Linked DNA regions of Mus musculus: region 1 is linked to region 2. The links are chromatin contacts, found by Hi-C or POLR2A ChIA-PET in ENCODE. All regions are on one chromosome and are shown on one strand. The core of a region is the stretch at or near the end of the contact, and the rest is flanking DNA. Distances in the headings are between cores, read along the strand shown. Region 1 holds the start of Phactr2 (phosphatase and actin regulator 2). Region 2 overlaps Phactr2 (phosphatase and actin regulator 2).

What was found. Hi-C counts contacts between places; a loop is a spot of excess contacts on that map. ChIA-PET counts read pairs that join two places held with the same protein, here RNA polymerase II (POLR2A).
Region 1: a loop to region 2 is called in a map of heart, with 2.4 times the contacts of the local background. The contact joins the promoter of Phactr2 here to the enhancer-like site in region 2. A Hi-C loop is called at or near these places in 3 of 37 maps with a recorded cell type or tissue (T-helper 17 cell, heart and v-Abl transformed pro-B cells). POLR2A ChIA-PET finds 5 or more read pairs at or near these places in 1 of 5 experiments (embryonic stem cell).

The regions. Positions count from the first base shown.
Region 1 is chr10:13,472,808-13,477,128 of GRCm38, forward strand. Phactr2 (phosphatase and actin regulator 2) reads right to left here and starts at 1,589. Exons shown (of 13, transcript NM_001195065.1): 1 at 1,249-1,589. The coding sequence starts at 1,471.
Region 2 is chr10:13,434,738-13,439,236 of GRCm38, forward strand. The region is part of intron 1 of Phactr2 (phosphatase and actin regulator 2); the gene reads right to left. Among named protein-coding and RNA genes, the nearest start is that of Phactr2, 37 kb to the right of the region's middle. Within about 2 kb of position 2,399, at least 1 of the 3 ENCODE cell types and tissues checked has a DNase peak (open chromatin) inside an H3K27ac peak, as active enhancers do; it is heart, where a contact is called at or near this core.

The DNA.
Region 1 (4,321 bases), core at 339-2,838, 37 kb after region 2:
AGCAAGAACTTGGCTTTGGTTGGATGAGGTTGCTTTCAAGACTGTGAAAGGGTTTGGAAAGGAGGCTTAGTGGATTGATGAACAAGGCCTCCGACTTCTCCATGCATTCTGAGGTGTACCTGCGTGCGCGCATACACAAATAAACAAACGGGGAAAATCATCAAGGAAGGCATGACCCCAGACCTCAGAACGTGGGGAAAGACACCGCAGGGGAATGTGTGTTGGGGGGTGCAGTTCGCATTAGTAAGCGTTTTCCTGAAACTGGTCATTCTCATGCCCCCCCCCGCCCCCCGCGCCCCGTCCTTCTCTAGTTCCCATGCAGCGGTCACATGTTGAAAATTATAAACAAACAAACAAAAAACCACCCTTGAAAACTGTTGGACTTAAAGACAAAAGTTTTTCCAGTTCTCGGGATATTTTAAATAACGACAATCTGCCTAATGTCTCCACTTGATATGCCATACCATCACCATCGTTCCACGTTGACCACTGAGACAAAGTTAAGCAATTTGTCCTCCTTCACTCACCGCAGCCTGGGTAGCATTGGGTCTCAGTGAAGTTCCTAGTTGTCGCCTGTCCTTAGAGGACACAGGACACAGGTTTCTCTCTACAACAGCAATACTGGCCCCAGGCTTTCCAGAGAACATTACAGCAGACACACACACACACACACAGAGCCAGGCCTAGCTCTCAATAACACCTCTATGGCTTTTCACAGTCAGGGAAACTGGATTCCCCTATCCTGTTACCAGCAACCCCCTCCCGACCCGCTCCAAGAAATCTCTATTTCAGAAGTAGGAGTGAGTAGGGTTACCTTTCAAACCCTGTGCTTACCCATGAAGTGAAGGGACCACACCCTTCCGAAGGACCACAGTCCCATAAAAGACCAAATAGCCCAAGAACCAAATTAGCCCTAGACCCAAAGCCAAAACTGGTGCCGCCTGGCGCTGCACAACCAAGCGGGAGTCCAGGGGAACCCGCGAAAATCGCGCTGTGGGCACCCGCGCAGAAGAGCGGCGCACCCACTCGGGCGCACCCACCGGTCGCCTGCCGCTCAGCCAAGGGACACCAAGCCTTTGAAGCCCAGCAGGAGGTGGCGATGTGGGGACTACAGCTTTCGCCCTTGCTCTCGTCCCCTAACCCCCACGGCTGCTCCCGAACGTCCAGGGAAGATCGCCATACGGCGATCCTCACCTGCCGGGGTTAGCCCTCCCTGGACCACTCCGGGCCATTCAGAGCCACCCTTACCTGAGCCGGAGATGTGGACTCTGAGCGGGCGGCCCCGGCTCGAGGCTGACGACAGGTCGCTCTGGGAGCGGCCACGGGGACTCGGATCCCCGGGAAGCCAGCGCAGGGAAGGCACCGGTGGCCCGGGAGCCTCGGGTTCGGGGTCCAGAGCCTCCGCCGCCGCCGCCTCCTGGCCCGCTGGCTGGTCCGGGGACATCTCAGGACTCCTGCCGGCTTCCGCCATCCGCTCTAGGCGCCAGGAGGGAGCAAGCTCAGGCAGGGTGGAGCCGGCGCAAAGGGCTGCGCTGTCCGCCGCGGCCCCGCGTGGAGCCCCTGGCCGGCTGGCAGGGCGGGGAGGCGGCCGCAAGCAGCGGGGCGCAGCGCGGGAGGAGGAAGAGCACAGAAAAGTTTGCACAGGAAGGAGCCGCCTACAGCCGGCTTTCGCTCCCGCGGGCGACAGCCACCGGCCTCCGAGCCTGCCACGCTCGGTGCCCTAGAACCTGCTCCGGCTGCTCCGGCTGCTCCGCCCCCCACCCCCACCCCCAGGCGCGGCTCCTGTATTGTAAGACAGGGGTCTGTCGCCTCTGACCCAAAGCGGCTCAACCAAAGGGTCTCAGAGAAGTGGAGTTTCAGCTGCAGAGCTGAGATGCAAGGTCAGAGTTAACAGCCTCATTTGCACTTGGTCGCCGAGGGGTGGGGACAGGCGTGCACACACCTGGCTGTCTTGTAATATAATAGGACTAGGACCCAATGACTGTCATATGTAGTTTACAGGTGCAAAACACCGGAGCCAAAGGGCACTGGGTTTGCAGGAGGATTCCTGGCAGATCTGGAGTCGCTTGTGAAGTCTGGTCCTTTGGTCCTCCCTGCAAGATTCGCCTCTTGCCCTTGTCAAAGCTCATCTCTGTCTCTCAGAGCCCCACATTCTTGAGCTTCCGTGTATACTGGGTCAGACTCAAAGGTCGTGGTTTTTAAAAAGATCAGTCTTTTAAGGGCTGAATTCGTGTCACAGATGTGAGGTTTGAGTGAATGCTTTCCAAAGGAAGAGCAGCCGGGATGCCTGGCAAAGGGGACGTTGGTTTTGCCAATTGAAATCTCAGCTTTATCAGTTACCCAGATAGGTCCCCAAGTAGAGGCTGGCCCAGAAGTGAAAAGCTGTAAGCTAAGTAGCTGACCATCTCTGCAAGTTCTTGACAGTGGAGGCGCGTTGCTGGGCTTCACAAAGGCACCATAGACAGCAGCAGGAAGAGAAGGAGACAGAGAGGGGAAGGGAGGACACAACCATCACAACGCCACGCCCCCTTCCCCCTACACACACATTCACACATACCTCAGGTTCGATTTGTATGGAGTATTTCATCTAACAAGAAAATAAGCCCATGCTTAAGGTAAGAGAGAAACAAGAACCAAGAGAGGAAAGCTAGAAAACACAGACACGGAAAGGGCCTAGCAACTAGGTCACGCTGTTCACAGTACAAGCTGTTAAAGGCTTTTTTTCTCACAGCAACTCTGTGGGGGTGGGGTGGGGGTGGGGTGCAGTGGGGTGGGTATTGTCACCGTCAGCAGAAATCGTCTGGACTTGCTTTAACTCTTTCCTGCTAACAAAGTTTGCGAATGGGCACTACTCCAGAACCAGGTGAGATGGCTAGGTAAAGCTCCTATGGCAAGCTTGAGGATCCCGGGTCCATCCCTGTGACCTACAAACCGGAAGAAGAGAACTGACTCCCTCAAGTTGTCCTGCAGATCTCTCTCTCTCTCTCTCTCTCTCACACACACACACACACACACACACACACTAAATTATGTAAAACAAAGGATGGTGCTCTAAAAGTACTCCACTTTCTTGGTTTCTTGTGTGGTTTAGCAGAAGAGAGCTCTGTGGTTTCAGAGAAGGCAGTGGTAAGGTAGCAGGGGGCACTTAGAGGTTATACTTAGCCCAAATAATCACCCTTGGATTGTTTTGGATCATAACTAGATTAGTCCATGAGAGTATACCTTACAATGTCTACTTACATTACAATGGAAAACTTACATTACAGTGGAGCGTGTCACCACGTTTGCCAGTTTGTCATCCACTGTGTCCCACACCTGCTCTTGGGATTGTCCATATTCTGACGGTGTCCTCTGGTGTTCCCTCCCAGCTTGCAAGTCAATCTTCGTTCTGGAACATGCATTCCAGACTACCTAGGAGATACAAGGCATCTCTCTCCTGTTGCTTGCTTCATGAGTGTGCATCCATCCTTCAGGCTCTGCCTCTCCATCCTTTGGTCGATCTTCTGTGTCATCTTCATAGAGATAAATGGCTCATCCAAAGCTTTAGAACCCAGGAAATATAACCTAGTATTTCTACATTAGCCACCTGTTTAGCAACTCAGCACTTCACGTTTTATTTGAGAAATGTCTCTGAGTACCTTGTGTGGGACCAGGCACTGTGTTAGGATCTCTCCCTCTATATTCTTCCCTCAGTTTACCCTCCTTCATTCCCACACCGTTTCCACACGACCATTCCTGTGTCCTTATGTTTTCTGTGTATTCCCTTGTAGCTGTGGTGTGACTTCTGACACCACTACTTTGTAGAGCAGTGTTGGTAGCCATAAATTCAGAGAACCAAGATGTCCATGCATGGGAATTTCCTGCTGTTGCTATATCTGACTTGAAAGCACTTGAACATTGGCTTCTCTCTGGTTTCTAGAACACTCGGCTCCCCTGGTGTGACTCTAGTCCTGTCCCCTTCCCACACTCTTGCTTGGATTGCTTTGAGTTGCCTGGAGTTCGAGAAACTGTCCTTCATATCTTTGCCTTTGACAGACTTTGCCTGGGAAATCCTACCCATAGCTTTGAGCTGTGCAGAGATGAGTCCCCAAAAGCCACTTCCATCCCAGTCTTGGCTCAGGATCTTAACAATTGGTGATCTATGGGCCCTTTCTTCTTTGACTTCCTTCCTTCCTTCCTTCCTTCCTTCCTTCTTCCCTTCCTACCTACCTTGCATATATATATATATATATATATATATATATATATATATATATATATATATACACATACACACACACACACACATACATATATGTGAGTGTAAGTGCCTGTACAGACC
Region 2 (4,499 bases), core at 1,149-3,648:
TTGGTCAAATATGAGTTCGGGGTGGATAAGAAACATTATTTCTTGGAAAAAATTTAAGATTGACTTATTTATTTTATGCATATGAGTATACAGTATAGCTGTACAGATAGTTGTAAGCTTTCATCTGGTTGTTGAAAATTGAATTCAGGACCTCTGCTCGCTCCAGTCAACCCCACTTGCTCTAGTTGGCCCCTCACTCAAAGATTTATTTATTATTATAAATAAGTACACTGTAGCTGTCTTCAGACACACCAGAAGAGGGCATCAGATCTCATTACGGGTGGTTGTGAGCCACCATCTGGTTGCTGGGATTTGAACTCAGGGCCTTCGGAAGAGCAGTCAGTACTCTTACCTGCTGAGCCATCTCACCAGTCCTCTTGGAAAATTTTTGAAGTAGGAACTGTTTTCTGACTAAAAGAAAAAATGTTCCTGACTTTTTTGAACATTGCAAAGGTTATTTTCTGTATGATTTTATAAATATGCCATGTCTACGTTTGAGTACAATCCTATGGCCCTAAAGGTTTAAAAGACAAGTGTATTTCCATATATATACATATTATAAATAGAATTAATATATTCCGTGTATTTAACGTACTTCCTGTTTGTGTGTTTGATGTTCATAACTATGTGCACACAAACATGGCTGTCTTCCTGCCATGACACACATTTATTAAAGGATAACTTTGGGAGTCGGTCCTTTCTAAGTCTCTGGAACTGGGAGCCCCCTCTTACTTCTACAAGTTTCCTTTATCATGTCTTGCCACAGCTGTAGAAAAGTAACTAATACGCAGGTCAGTGGGAGACTATGTCAAAATATGTGGGTGGCATCTGAGAAATGAAACTCGAGGTGTTATTCTAAACTCTACATGGACAGAGGATACACACACACACATATACACAAAGATATGTAGACACACACACAGAGACACACACACAGACATACACACACACACACACACACACACACACAGATATACACACACAGACACACACATGTAATACTATCAGCTCATTTGAAGCAGCCATGAACTAATACTAAATTACTCTGATATAAAAAAATATAAATCCCCCTCCCCATCTCATGGAGGTCTTGTTTGACAGATGTTCTGCTAAATGATCTTTCAGACCCAACTTCTCCAAACGTCTATCAGTTGAGCACCACCTCTTATATTTTTGCCATTCCTGATATTAATTATTACACTCTCAACTACTTCAGATCTCTCTTCGAGTTGCTTCATGTTCTCCAAAATGAAATCTTAAGGTATATTTATGCAACCTTTAAGAATGAGAGGGAAACATCATTTGTAATAAACATAATCAAATTATAGATGTAAATTAATATCTAAAACTCAAACAAGACAATCACCCAGATAGAATTACTCCACATACCAAGCTACACATATCATGTTGTAAAGCTTACTTGTATATAATCTAAAAAAAAAAAATGTAGACATGCAGAGATTTTCCAGATTTACTGTGCACATACCAGGAAGGTCTGGAAATCGATAACTAGGCTGAGAGACTTTTGAGATGGAATGTGTGATACTGGGAATAGACTAAACTGTGCCATACTCGCAAATCATTCCCAGGCTTGTGGGCCTCGTATCAGCAATGTTTATTTCTCAGTTGCACCAGGTATATTGTGGGCCAGATTACTCCCCAAGGAAATTGTCTTTATGCGGTATCAGAGTCAGGCCAACAGACACTCTATTCATGTACAGATGTCCTGTCCTAACCCTGTGACCTCTTCAGGTGATAAGGAAAGCCAGAATTACACATGAGCTTTTGGTTATCACAGCCACTTAGAAACACAGCTTTCCATTCCAGCCCACTGGCAGAATGAATTACACAGCCTCACTAAGCTGCTAGAGAGGCGGGAAAGTGGGATCCTTTCTCACGGACACAGATGTGCGCTAGATGGTCCTATTAGGAAGGGGTTGGGAGGATTAGGACAGAGGCAAACATTCTCTAGGGAGAAAGGCAGCTGATGGAAATATAGAAAGTAGCAACACAGGCAGACCTGGCAAGGATCACCTCTGCAGCACAAGGCATTCCCGAAATCCAAAATGAGCACTAGGATGCTGTAGTGACTTTCAGATAAGGATAAATAAGCACCAAGCTTGTAGTTGCAGTTCTTGTCTGCTTATAGCAGAGTTCGGGGTGCCAAACATCTACTGGACTCTTATACAGTGCAAGGAACATGCCAGGCTTGAGGTATAGCCACTCTTTAAAAAATGAGAATACAAAAGCACGTCAAATATGGAAAAATAGTATCTGAAAATACAGAAACATGCCAGTTTTCATAGCTGTCTGTGCTTAACAGCTTAAACACAGGAGAGAGGGAGAGGGAAAGAGATTTCCTTCCCAAACATAGCCGCACAGCTCTGCGCCAGGTCCCTCTTACCCAGCTGGAGGCTACAGCCAGACTGAGCCAGCAGCAGGTTCTCCATCTATGTCCAGGCTCCAGGCTGCCTGGGAGCTTTAGGAGAACAAGGTGACCGATCCCCACAATTGCCATAGCCTCGAGGTACAGGCGCCGAGATTGTATGACTCGATACTAAGTCCAGCCTATTAGAAAGGGCTCTACAACTCACTGATTCTCTTGACTTTGGTCACGGTTCCACGATATAAAACATCTTAGACCCCATTTAACAGAGGTAAAAATGAGCCAACCTTCCTTCGAGTTGGCACGGGACCTAGAACCAGCATCTGAACTCTGAGCGTCCCATTCACTACCCAGGATCTTTTGTGAGACTGACCAAGAAGGAAGTACTCAGGTACCCTGGCTCTTTGAAAGTCATAATAAAGGGAAGTACACAACAACAGAAAAGAAGTGTTTAAGATATAAAGAGAAAGAGGGCCAGGAATATGACTCAGGATAGAACATTTACCTAGGAGCTGTGAAGCCAGAATTTCAATTCTTAGCACACTGAAAACAAAAAGCCATCTTTCAGGTTGGAGAGACAGCTGGGTGGGGTGAAATATTTATATGCAACCGTGATGACCTGAGTTCAAATCACTAACACCTGTGTAAAATCAAGGCTTGAAGGAACACAAGCACAGTGCTGAGGTGACAGAAAGAGGCAGAGCCCAGGGTCTCAGTGGCTCCCAGCCTCACTGAAATACAGAGCTTCAGTCAGGTTCAATTAGAGATCTCATCTCTAAATCAACACAGAAAGCCAGCAAGGAGTACATCTGATCATGACCCCCTGTCTTTACCTGCCCATGCACACGTATGGTGTGTGGACCTGCACACACACACACACACACACACACACACACACGAGAGAGAGAGAGAGAGAGAGAGAGAGAGAGAGAGAGAGAGAGAGAGAGAGATGCAACTTCATGATTGCTATTATGCAAAGTATGCATAGTAGCTATTTTCAAGTTTTCCCTGTGATACTGAACGAGCAGTGTGGGGTGGTGGTGGTGGTGGTGGTGGTGGTGGCTAGGACCTTTCTAAATGTGAGCGCTGCAGCCTCCTCAATCTCTTCAAAGCCCCATTCCTCTCACTGCCCCCAGCCCCACCCCTCAGCTCCAAGAGTATTCAGAACTCTGGTATGCCCGAGCCACATGCTGATAGATCAAAAGTTGAACTCAGCCAACCATGAAGAGGAAAGTTCACACTTCACCTCACCAATTTGTGCGTCCTGGCAAGGTTTGAGGGAACCAGCAGAGGGAAGCCCCACCTGAAGCAAACGACCATTTGAAAATCTAAGACCAAAGCTAGAAACAGTAGGAGCTGTGAGAAGAAGTATGGATGCTTTTCACTCTCAATAGGGAAACTGAAGATAGAGGGAAGCCAGAATTGTGCCCGGTATGTAGACCTCTGTGGTGTTCATAAACAAACACCCCGAAACCACAACTGCTGCTTTCAGAATGACTCCAGGGACTTGAGGACCGGAATTACTCCACAGTGGTGCACAGAGCTAGAGGATTTGAGAAGAGAAAGTGCTAGTGTGACAGGAACAAAAGCCAGTCAAGTAAAGAGGCGACATGGTCACCATGGGAGGGAGGAGAGACAGAACAGAGTGCCTGGCTGCTCTGATGGTTCAGGTTGTCCACAAAACATAACGTAGAATCACCTGAGAACAGAGTCTCGACAAGGGACTGGCTAGATCCCGTTAGCCTTCCAGGATGCCGGTGAGGAATAATCTTAATCGGGAATAACTAAGGTAGGAGGACCTGCCCACCGAGGGTGGCGTTATTCCCCAGGCAGGAAATCCTGAAGTCTAAGGGTGACAAAAGCGAGCTGAGAATCACTTCTATTCCTGCCCACGTTCCTGCTGCCTGCAACTTCAGCCTCCTAGCTATGATGGACCCTAACCTGGAGTCATGAGCCACAAGACATCTTTTCTACCCTTAAGCTGTGTTTGTTGGGATATTTTGTCAAAACAACAGAAAAGAAATGAAGACTGTGGCTAAAAGCTTAAGAGTGATAATCCAAGGACACATAAGGAGATTTGGGTTCTGTCCAACCATTCCTGAGACAACTGGGA